3 separate regions of the Homo sapiens genome follow, and regions 1 and 3 are each linked to region 2. Evidence: read pairs that join two places in POLR2A ChIA-PET (ENCODE). Cell type or tissue: GM12878. All regions are shown on one strand.

Evidence for each region. Peaks named below come from ENCODE experiments on the same cell type or tissue, not always from the same donor. Only the 100,000 strongest peaks of a DNase experiment are listed, where the experiment ranks them.
Region 1: POLR2A ChIA-PET joins it to region 2 with 6 read pairs; 1 of 35 experiments calls an interaction of 5 or more read pairs at or near these places.
Region 3: POLR2A ChIA-PET joins it to region 2 with 6 read pairs; 1 of 35 experiments calls an interaction of 5 or more read pairs at or near these places.

What each region holds. Positions count from the first base shown.
Region 1 is chr1:181,486,715-181,490,714 of GRCh38, reverse strand. All of the region lies in intron 1 of CACNA1E (calcium voltage-gated channel subunit alpha1 E), which reads right to left. Among named protein-coding and RNA genes, the nearest start is that of CACNA1E, 5.2 kb to the right of the region's middle. In GM12878, no CTCF peak of the experiment used is centred here; no DNase peak of the experiment used is centred here; H3K4me3 peaks cover 2,354 bases.
Region 2 is chr1:181,428,606-181,432,605 of GRCh38, reverse strand. LOC107985232 (a long non-coding RNA gene) reads right to left here. Exons shown (of 3, transcript XR_001738319.2): 2 at 1,275-1,389; 3 at 217-690. It also overlaps a transcript of CACNA1E not described here. Among named protein-coding and RNA genes, the nearest start is that of CACNA1E, 53 kb to the left of the region's middle. RefSeq lists an enhancer at 2,025-2,304. In GM12878, no CTCF peak of the experiment used is centred here; a DNase peak (open chromatin) is centred at 2,175; H3K27ac peaks cover 3,480 bases.
Region 3 is chr1:181,097,288-181,101,287 of GRCh38, reverse strand. No RefSeq gene overlaps it. Among named protein-coding and RNA genes, the nearest start is that of IER5, 11 kb to the right of the region's middle. RefSeq lists enhancers at 1,406-1,605, 3,939-4,000. In GM12878, no CTCF peak of the experiment used is centred here; a DNase peak (open chromatin) is centred at 1,587; H3K4me3 peaks cover 1,602 bases; H3K27ac peaks cover 2,407 bases.

The sequences.
Region 1 (4,000 bases), 58 kb before region 2:
GGAGGCTTTCCAAATTCTCCAGAGATGAAGAGAACCGATGCAGCCCAAATGCAGCAAAAATGCAGCAAAAGACAAAATGCAGCACACACACAAAAATATAGCCTCAAGATTATGCAGAGTTGCAACAGTGATTCAAATCAACCACCCACAGGCAAAAAAAAAAAAAAAAAACATGCTTGGCACAGGTGCCAGGCAGGGCCTCTCTCTGAAGCCTCACGTGGCTGGAGCGTGGCTGGAGCCTAGCTGGGCATAGCATTCCCAAGCCCCACCCACCTGCTTCTGGGATTAACTACTGCTTTACAAATGGGTCTATTTGAGGCTCCTTTTTTTTTTTTTAATAAGTAAGAGGATTAAGGGTGGAACTATCTAGTCCTACAAATTTGGAGCTCAAGATACAATAAAGGAAGCTCCTAAGAAGTACCCACTGCTCTGGGAGGTGGCAGGGAGGATCTCTTGGATAACCGACACATTTTAAAGTCATTCATTGCTGTTCCCCTTAATCTGGCCCATCTTCACCTTATAAGAACACATCTTCTAGCTGCTCCCTGCTTTCCAGAGATGAGGACACTGGGGCTCGTCAAGCTTTATAAGGAAACATATTTGGGGTGCTCAGTGAGCAAAGATACACCATAAACATCTCTCTGCAATAACCTTAACACTAAGAAACCACGAGGTTGGGGGAGTCTAAAAACTTTGTGCTATACCTTCTGTCCTTAATTAAGATTGATGCTGGAAACATGACTGATGGGTGAACCCACACGTGCATCCTCTCTGTGCATGTTTAGAAGGCTTGGGAAAAGTAACATTGATCCAAGCCCCTCATGTTTCTATCCCTCTGTGGAAGGGACTGCTTTAGAAGCCACATCGTGGTGGTGGTAGTGGTGGCGGAGTGTTAGACACTAATTTCCATGCCTGGTCCCCATAACTACCCCTGCTCCCTGTAATTCCTGTAAAAATTCACACTGGAATTTGAAAAGAAATGGTTACAGAGGACTGTTCCTTAGCCTAGTCGTTCAGCATTTATCAGTGTGAAAACCCAAGATGATGAGAGGATTCAGAGTGACACGTACCTTCCACTTAACCACAGTCTCTGAGTAGAAAAGGCTAGTAGTTGCATATTTTGGGGGCACTCAAATGTAACAGGGCTGGGTAGGAGGCAGTCATCATAAAAATGACAAGAAAAAGCAGGTTACAAGATTTCTCCCCAGCTTCCTTTCTGTTGTGTGACAGTCCCACTGCAGAAAACAAAGGTCTTAGAGAAAAAGTAGATTCCTGAAGTTGGTCCTCTGTGAGAGACCTTAATAATCCTACCCAAGAGGAAGACAAATAACCTTCCTTTTCTGAAAATCCTAGGAAAAACCCACACATATAATGAATTATTCACAAAGGCTGAACCTAAAAATGAGAGAGGGAGAAATATAGAAAGATGAAAAGACGGGCAGAAAGAGAAAGTAAAGACCTGGTCTCTCTCTCTCTCTGAATAAATGGATATTAATTAGAGTTGCATTTAGGTTTCCTCTTTTATGTCTTTGTGGTCAGTGATAAGCAAAATAAGATCAGCAGAGTCACCATTGATGGACTGGATTGCACATCTGGGCTTTGGTGTTTGGTGAGCTGTAGCTTTCCAGGCAGCCCTGTGCATGACGTAAGGGAGGTGGCTGACCTGCTCATCAAACACATGGAGTCAAGGGTTTGCAAGAGTTCTGAGAGCTTAGCAAAGCTTCACTCAGTTTTATTTTCACTAAGAATATGAAGATTGAAAGAAACCAGATGTTCCTATAAAGAAGGGGGAAAGCAGCAGAATTTGAGGGGGAAAAACACCTACATTTTGTACAGCAGTGCTATAAAGAGATAAGTAATTTTGGATGGAGCTAATAATTTCAGAGTCTGGATGTTTCAGAAGAAAAAAAAAGCAGGCCTGTTCTCATTACTTTCCTCTTCCTCCTTTAATTCATAGCATGCACTGCGCCTATTGCAGAAAAAGCAAGTGGAGGGAAGTGGAGAAATAATGACATGCAAACCAACAGACAAAACTATCACATTGAGGATATTTTTGTCTCTATCCTCAAGTCATTTCATTTCTGTCAAATTCCTTCACTCCAACTCATTTTTCAGGCTTCATCCCAATTATAAATGGTCCCCACAACAAGTCATGGCCTGGTTTCCACATGAAACATTACCCACACTTCATATCAAAAGCAAAGCCAACAGGCAATTCAGAGATTGTCCTGGGATGCTCAGAAAATGAAGAACTTTCTCCTACAGCTCCAGTACCAGCTGCAGTCACTATCTGTTTCACCATCTGCATCCACGCACAGGTACACAGAAGATATGAACCCCTCTGCATTATCTGATCATAGGATATAATTACAGACTTCATCCTTGTTAGCTGCCATCATCTTCCCTAATCAAGGCATCTTGACTCATGATTCACTAGTTACATCAAACCTGAAATTCTTACCGGGACCTCAGTCTACTATCCTGCAATGTGCTATACATTTATAGGCAACAAAAGCAGAAGAAAAGAAGACACCAAAATGGGAGATTTAAGAACTAAAACTTTTGGTAACCCTCACCAAAATCCTCCAAAATAAACGGACATTTTACAATGGGAGATTCACAGTAGTAAAGCATACAACCTCTGATCCATAGCCAGAGTGCTTTGGGGATACAGTGAAATTCTCTACAATAAGAAATCATGGATTAATGTCCACAGGTTCATTGTGATGAGCTTCATTATCTCAGGGCTGCAAACATATTTGACCTTCCTACTGTAAGCCATATTCATTTCCACACGAAGCATGTTCTCCCCTGCTGAGACAACCAAGGCGATGGAGGTGTGGGGGGAATATCCTATTGCCCAACTCTGGCATAGAGTCTCCAAGCCAGACACACTACTTCTTGCCTTCACACCCGTGACCTGGAAAAGTTCAAACAAGTGTGGGGCATCCTGCAAACCACATGAGAGATGCTGTATGGCCCACAGGGTAACTGGCCCTGGGCATGAAACAGTGAGAGCTGGTAAGCATGAGGCACGGTGAACATGGGAGGGCACTCAGAACAGCCAACTGCCAGAGAAGATCTATTAGATGAGCAAAAAAGAAAATGAAAACGAGGAATCGTATAGAATGTAACATCACATTTTAAATCACATTAGCATTTTTAAAAAGAGTATGGTATCCACTGCAGAGGAAAGTGCCATAAGAAAATAAAATTATCTCCCTATGCAGATGTAGCTTCCAAGAAAAATGAAACACATTCAGAGTAGGCTGTTGACTTGCCACCATCTTTCATGCCAAATCTGGGTTATCTTGAGCATTTCTTCCCATAAGAACTAGACCTCCCCTATTAATAACTGGATAAGATTACCCTCCCCCTCCAAGTCGGGGTGATCCTAGAAGCATAAATTAAACCATTCCTTTTACTTAACCAATCTTTTCAGACAAACATGATTAAAGACCAGTAATGCACAGCATGATGAGACCACTAATGCGGCACATAGAAGTGTACATTATCCCCCTCGTCCTACAGTGACTTTCTGCAGCCAATGAAAGTGTAAGTCTCAAAACGTGTTGTAACACAAACAAAATCCTCAAGCATGCTAAATGTGCAAATGTCAATATGAAAGCAGGTCTTGACATGTTTTCTGAACAACTGAACAACCTTCCTTTCTTAAAAAAAAAAAAAAAAATCTGGCACTTACAAAGAGCAAAGAAGTACTTCCTAAACTTTAATGAGCATATTAATCACACAGGGATCTCATTACAATGCAGATTCTGATTCAGCAGGATTGAAGTGGGGCCCAGGATTCTGAATTTTTAGCAAGCTCCCAGGTGATGTGGATGCAGCTCCTTGCTCTCTTTGAGAGGCAAGAATCTAGAGGACTTCACCTGAACTAAGACCCCTCCCCACTTCAGGCACGCTGAAATTTCTGAAAGATGCCATTAATAATAACAACTAGTGATTACTGGGTAATTAGATAATGTTTTAGGCATGTGAT
Region 2 (4,000 bases):
AAATGACATATTTGGTTTCTCTGTGGAAAATTGATGTTATTTTTATCTGATGTTCTGTACACTTGGAACAACCAAAGGATTTTTTTTCTCAATGTCCTTTGTTACTTTGAAAACTGTCTTTGTGAAAACATTTTTTTGTTATTTTATTTTATTTATTTATTTTTATTATACTTTAAGTTTTAGGGTACATGTGATTCAGTTGAAACGATACATGAATGAAAACATTAAAAAATTTTTTTATTAACAGACATGCCAGTGGACCTGGGTGCTTGATGTTACTTAACACAGGTATCATTTCCACTTTTTCCCTCTGCTCCAAGCCACAGGGAAACTCAGCCATTTCCAGGGCCCTTGGCTTCAGGAAGGTCTCTTGATAAAAATTAAACTAGATCCCACCATTTCATTTAGGGGCATATTCTTTGTTTGCATTGGTTTTGTGTTGAAATGATAATATTTTTGGTGCACTGAATTAAATCAGGCCAAGGAGGTATCATCAGAAGTTACTAGGTGGGCTGTAGGGAAAGTTCTTCCAAAGGGGGCTGACTCCAATATCAGGCTTCCTTTTGCCCTCAGGTCTGCCACTTGGTCGATCGGCGATGCAGGAAGCCACACTAAAGATGGCAGGGTGGGCAGACCCTGTTGACATCAGAGAAGTGCCCCACCAGGCCCAGGCTGCCTCCTCCTGACTTGCTGTAATGAGAAAAATAAAACTGCAATTTGTTCTTCAGGTCACTCTACTCCAAAAGTCAAATAAAATTTCTGATACAGGAGCCCTGTATCTCTTATCTGTCCATCACATAGAATGAAAGGGTTTTAGGAGAAGACTATTTTAAAATGCAGGAATTTGCCCAAATCTCTGATTTGACCCAGTCAAAATCCTTGTACTAAAGAATCCTGCAGAATGCCAGGCAAAGCAGGCTCCATGCAACTGCAGAGACCTTCCTGAAACCAAGGGCCCTGGAAATGGCTGAGTTTCCCTGTGGCTTGGAGCAGAGGGAAAAAGTGGAAATGATACCTGTGTTAAGTAACATCAAGCACCCAGGTCCACTGGCATGTCTGTTAATATCCTGGACCAGGTCATGAAGGAAGTAGAAGCTACCCTACTTTTCTTTAACTTTTAACTGTCTGCAACCCAGATCAAGCCACCCAGCCAATCTCTGGCATCCATCACCCTGGAATATACCAATGCCATCTCAAAAGAACTCCTATTTTGGGAACCACCCTTTGAAAATGTCAAGAGCTGTGGGTGTCTTCAAAATGGTGAAATTACTTACCTCTGAGTTTCATGGTCAGTATATGTTGCCATCAAAACCGAGTCAAAACAGCTGGATAACCAAGACAGCATACACACTGCCACATCAAAACTCACTCCGCAATTTCAGCTTCTTACTTAAAGAAAACAACAACAATCTTCTATTGAAATTTACTTTAAAGCAGAGCTCCAATTTACCTTTTGTTTTACTTGCACAATTTGAATTCTTTTTTTTTTATTTTTTAAACATTTTTCCTAAAAAAAATTGAGAGGTATAATTCTTTGGAATATCATTTTTCTATTTCATATATGTAAAAGAAATCAATAAAATAAGTTATAGGAAAATTTGTTCCTGGTGTTATGCATGTGTGTGTGTTTCTAGAAATCTAATGTTATTATTGCAAAGCACATATTGTCCTATAGATGGTGAAAGTGAGGTTCAGGAAGGCTAAGTAACTTATGTAATATCAGACAGCTAAGAATTACTGGGTTCAAATCCAGATAATGCCCCCTCTACATCCAACTATCCCAGGACTCAGCCTCAGAGTCATAAGTTATGATCCAGTTGAGGGAGGAGAAAAGGAAAAACTAGTTGGGCAGACAGCTAAAGCTTGTCTTTGGTAAAATTCTTTCAAAATGAAAGACAGCCTGAAAAATCAAGCTACAGGCACAAATAGAGCAGCCTGGGGAAAACTCAGGCTGCAGCTGCACAGACAAGCAAGTAAGGCCCAACATAGCAGCCTTTGTTCTTGGTGTAATCAGTGGGCTCCCACAGAAAGGTTTCCTCCTCTTTTCGGGCATGTACACAGTGGGCTCCATGGGAACTTGCACAGGGAGGTGGGGGACCTACCCAAAACATAACCACAGTAACCCGAACAAGAGAAGCTGTGCTTTGTGCTTGCCTAAGGACATGCCCGCAGCTGCACAGATAAGGGGAATTACACAAACAGCTACAGAGATGAGGGGAGTTTCTTATAAAAGCTTTTGAATTCAACTGTAAAAAGGCAACCCTCTTTCGGGTCCCCTCTGTGGCAGAGGACTTTCTTCTTTTGCTTATTAAACTTTCGTTCTAACCTCACCCTTTGTCCACACTCCTTAATTTTTTTGGTCATGAAACGAAGAACTCCGGGTGATGCCTTACAACGAGAGACTGCTACATTGTGGTGCATTGGTAAGACTGTCACAGAATGAGCTCTGTCCCCTTACTGTATGTGCACAGAGATCCAGAACCTTTCAGAGATGTTCCAGTTGCCTTCTAACTGATCCAGAAAGGCAGCTTAGTCCCAGAAAAGAGTATGTAGAGGTCATCAGATGATCTCAGACAGTCTGCTGTGTCCCAAAAGGGAGATAGGGGGATTTGCTCCTGAAAAAGGCTGTGTCTGGCTGGGCAGGCCCCATGAGCACAAGGTACCTGCCCGCCCAGTTGCCATGGGTCTCAATCAATGGTTCTTAAACTAATCAATCACCTGAAGAGCTTGTAAAATATATACATCTATATACATCTTCCTGTTAAAACTTCACCTAAGATGAACTGATCTGAATCTTTGAGGGTTGGGGTCTAGACACCCATATTTTTTAAAAGCAGACTGGGAATGGGAAAGGCAGGGTCATTGGGCAGCTTACTGTGTAAATGGCTGTTCTGTCTTCCCGGCCACAGCCTGGGGGAAGCAGGACAGAGCCTAATAACAAACATGAGTAATAATCATACTAAGCACCTCACACACAACCCTGAATGCTGGTGTCCTCAGCCCCAGAAAGGTTAAGAGATGTGCCCAGGCTCCTGAGCAATAGACCCAGGCAAACTAATTCAAATGACTTTTCAGCTTCCACCAACTCTGCTGCCTGAAACTTCTTGAGAGGCGCCTGAGACAGCAGAGCTACGCATAGATGCTGGTGGAGATGAGGGCTCAAAGTAGGAAAGACTCAGAGCCTCCACTGTGTGGAGAGAGATTGGGCAGAGAGGCAGGCACCGCAACAGAGGAGCACCCTTGGGGAGCAAGTCCTGGCTGGTGTTCTAGATGGTTCTGGCTGCCCAGTATGGAGCAAACCAAAATAAGGACCACCTCTAATCCACATTAAAAAGGGCCCAGAGAGGTGAAGAGGCCTGGCCAAGGTCACGCAGCTTCCTATAGGTAGTTTCCTTTACAGAAACAATTCTTTTTTGTTTTTTTTAAGATGGAATCTCACTCTGTTGCCCAGGTTGGAGTGCAGTGTTGTGATCTCGGTTGACTGTAACCTCTGCTTCCCAGGTTCAAGCGATTCTCTTGCCTCAGCCTCCCAAATAGCTGGGATTACAGGCGTGTGCCACCATGCCCAGCTAATTTTTATATTTTTAGTAGAGATGGGGTTTCACCATATTGGCCAGGCTGGTCTTGAACTCCTGACCTCAAATGATCCACCCACTTCAACCTCCCAAAGTGCTGGGATTACAGGCATGAGCCACCGCACCCGGCCTCCTTTACAGCAACATTTCTTGAGCAACCCTATGTGAGCCTGGCCATGCACCAATGCCAGATTTAATGATATCCTTTCCAGGAGTGTGCATGTTATGAAAGAGGGCCATGGGTTAGAGTAATATTGATACGCAATCAGTCTTCCTGGGGTCAGTCCTCCCCATCAAAGGAACTTTGGTTTGAAAGCAGGCACCTCCCTGAGACAACTACACCCAACACAGCTTGGTGAGTGTCACTGTCCTGCAGCAGAACCAGAATCACAAACCCACCACTGGGGCCCAAGAGCAGCACACAC
Region 3 (4,000 bases), 330 kb after region 2:
ACTTAAAAGCCTTCCTTGGCTCCCTCACATCTTTTAAGGTGAAACCAAACCCCCTTCCATGGCATGCCCAGTGTTTTGCAATCTGACCCCTCTTAATCCTCAGGGCCATTCTTCACACCCGTGCTCCAAACAGAAGGAAGGAAGCATTTGTGATGTTCAGCTCCTACCAGCTCTCAAGGCCTCAGGGCCTTTGCACATGCAGCTCTATCTGCCTGGAATGATTTCCCCCTTATTCCCTACTTGGCTAAGTCCAATTTGCCATTTGCGACTCAGCGCAGAAATAACCTCCTCTTCGCAGGAACCCTTCCCTCACACTCTGTCTGGGTTAAGTATTCCTCATCAGTATTCCTATATCACAGTAGTATTAACCCTGGATTGTAATGATCCATTTTTCATCCCTCTTCCCTCTAGATATCAACTTCCTTACTCATCTTTGTACCCAGTGCCTGACACAAAGTAGACAATAAATGATGGCTAAATGAAAGGCTGACTGGCAGGCAGAGGAGTTCATAGAGAATATGGGAAGTTATTAGAGGCTTTTGAGTCAGAGACTGATAACATCACCAAAACTGTACTGTCAGATGAGTAATCCATTAGTTATAAGGTAGGGCTGGGGTGGGGGTGAGGGGGGCTTTGACGCGAAATGGAGAACAGACTAAGAAGTGTTTGAAGAACGAAGATGGTATCAGTGGGAACTAGAAAGCAGGAATAGAAGTGAACTACATTGTGAAGATAATGCTGTGAGCTTAACGAGTGTTTAGATGTGTTGGTAAGAGGTATGGGGGATGGGGGGTGGAGGTAGGGGGTAAGGCCAAGATTTGCAACCCTGGTACCTGAGAAGAAATGCGAGTGGAAGAATCAGACAAGTCAGGAGAAGGCACTAAATGCAGATAGCAGTGGGGCGAGGGAATCTGTGAGACGAGATATCTGTTTGTTTTTAGAAATAGCTTCACTAATTAGGACAGAGAGCAAACAGACTGGAGGAATTTTGAGCCCTGGGTTGAGTTTTGTCTCTGGGTGGTCTAGGCATGCAAAGACTAACAAGTTAGAGCCTCACCTTATCTTTTCAGCAAACTGTGACAAAGGTCCAGTAATGATGCCGGTTTGTAAATCACTTTCACACCTTTAGCATGAAAGGATCCCACTACCAAGTGGAGCTATTAATTCTTTTGCATTCCCCCCACCCCCACGTTCCAGAGGAGTTTGCTGGGGGATGATGCTGTTTTTCCATCTGAACGGGGCTATGTTTTATCAAATACACTGCAGTTCTCAGTCCATTACCTTTTTCTCCTCACATTCTTCCTGTTTTCTGACTCTGAATTTATTTTAATCTCGTGTTTCTCGTTAAATCATCACAGACATCTGTCTCTCTTGCCTTCCCTATCCGTCCACTCCACTCTCCTCTCTTACTCTTAACATTCTTCTCTTGATCTTCTTGTCAGTTGCCTTAAGAGACCTCAAACTGCTTGGCTTCTCTCCCTCCTCTCTCGGTATCCGGAGCCTCTTTTTTGGACATGTCTCAACCTGTTTTCAGTCTCAGACTAATCCTCCATAACACTGAAAATGACAGATGAGGTCAGACTTGGTGGGGAGGGAAGGAAGAGAAAATTTTTACCCAGGAAACCATGCTCATTCATAACTGGCTTTCCAAATGAGAACAGACTACAAGTGCGCGTGTGCACGTGTGTGCATGTGTGTTTTCTGCTGGCAAGAATGACAAATCCTGCTTTCCTCATAGCACATGTTTCCATTCCAATATGTTTTAAACTCCTAATCTATAAAGGGGATGAAGCATCAGAAATCTCTATCTTTAGATTAGTAGCTGGCAGCACTAGGGTTTCAGGAGTGATCCTTTTATTCTCCAGGATCCCTTAGCAGTTTGTTACCTTGCCAACTGGTATGCTGGAGTTTCAGCTGCAAGGTTCTTCGTGAGCTGGGATTGAGGAGGGGAATGCAGACTGCTGATACTAACAAGGTCCCTGGAGTGATTTATTAGTGTCTCTTGTCTCCTTTTATTTGACCGGAGAAGAAAAAGAAAGGGTTTATTCCTCCTGATAAGAGACTCATATTTAGGAGTTTATGTATTCAAATCCCATTCACCGTCACTCTAGCTGTTTTCTGCACCCAATGGTTCTGCCTTAAGACATGTGCAGGCCCTTTCAATTGACCCCAGATCCTTTCTAGCTGCCACCTGGTTCTTTTTTGCCTTTATGCCAAATTTCTTGGGGAAGGAGCTACAGCCAGGGCCCCCACATCTTTCCACTCACTTATAATCTAGTTTTCTCTACCATCTTCTACAGAACCTCTGTCAAAATTCACTAGTTAAAACTTAGCTGAGCATAGAGGCGTGTGCATGTAGTGCCAGCTACTCGGGAGGCTGAGGCAGGAGGATCACTTTGTCCAAGGAGTTCAAGGCTGCAGTAAGCTATGATTGCACCACTGCACTCCAGCCTGGGCAACAAAGACCCTGTCTCTAAAAGAAAAAAAATGTGGCTGGGCACAGTGGCTCACACCTGTAATCCCAGTAGTTTGAAAGTCTGAGGGCAGGAAGATCTTTTGAGGTCAGGAGTTCAAGACCAACCTGGGCAACATGGCGACACTTCATCTCTACAAAAAATATAAACATTAGTTGGCATGGTGGTGCGCTCCTGTAGTCCCAACTACTTTGGGAGGCTGAGGCTGCAGTGAGCTGTGATCGTTCCACTGCACTGTAGCCTGGGAGACACAGCAAGACCCTGTCTCAAATAATAATAATAATTCACTAATGGCAGTCTTAGTTCAAGGACATTTTCTTTGCCCCATCTCCCTTCACAGCAGCCAGACTCTACTCCTACCTCTCTGCAAACTGTTCCTTTTAACAGAGCCCTCTTCCTATTCTAGCCCCTACCTCTAGGCTTCCTCATCACTAGGTCTTAGCTTTCTGCTCTTTTTCCTTCCCTGTAGTTTCTTTATTCTCACAGTTAAGCTGTAAACTTGACCATGCCTCTCTAGGAAGCAGCACGTGAAGAGGCCCAGAAGCCTGCAAATAAGTTACCTAAACTGCAGATAGTTCGTATGGCTGGAGGCAGCATGTGAGAGAAGAAATAACAAGACACAGCTGGACCTTGAGTGACCTAAAGCTGAGAAATTCATGCTTGATTCTGAGATCAGTGGAAATATCTGCTCTTTAAACTTTAATGTGCATATTGATCACCTGGGGATCTTGTTAAACTGTAGATTCAGTAGGTCTGAAGTGGGGCCTGAGATACTCTCCATTTTTCATAAGCTCCCAGATGATACCCATGGTCCCTGGACCATACTTTAAGAAGCAAGCGACTAGCCGACACTTAACATACTATCAAGTTTTGGGGGGGTTCTATGTTGTTTTGCGTCTTAACTGGAATGTAATGGTCGTGAGGGCCAGGGTCCTGTTGTCTGCATCTTTGTATTCCCTATTCATGAGTTTCTTCTGGGTGTTCCTGTCAATGCTTAATTGATGGGATCCAGGAGTGAGTTGTTTATATCTTTTAGCTTTGCTTTACAAACACTAATTTATCTTCTAATCACAATTGTGAGGCAAGTGGATACTTTATTTTAAAACTGTAAATAGAAACCAACAAAGATGAATGACTTTTCAAATCGTGAGTCACATGTTCAGAGTCAAGACCACAGCCCTTTGCCCAGAGAGGTCTCAAGGAATCAGTCCAGGGCTGATTCTAACACTGCCTCTGCTTGGGTCCTCACTTGACCATTCATGATGACCTGCTGCTCACTCTCTGGACCTCATTTAGTCTTTTCTGCCTGGTAAAGTAAGAGACTCCCCGCTTCATCTCCTGAGGGCATTCAGGAGCCTTAGCAAGCTGCCAGCTCCATGTTAGGCAGCCAGATGCCTGATGCTGAGGTGACTGAAAGGTTGGGAAGCAGACAGCTGGGCCAGCCCACGCACCAGAATCGCCCCCACACCGCATCTTTACAGCTGCTCTCTGCAGTGCAGGCTAGGAGCGCCTTTCAAAATGCATTC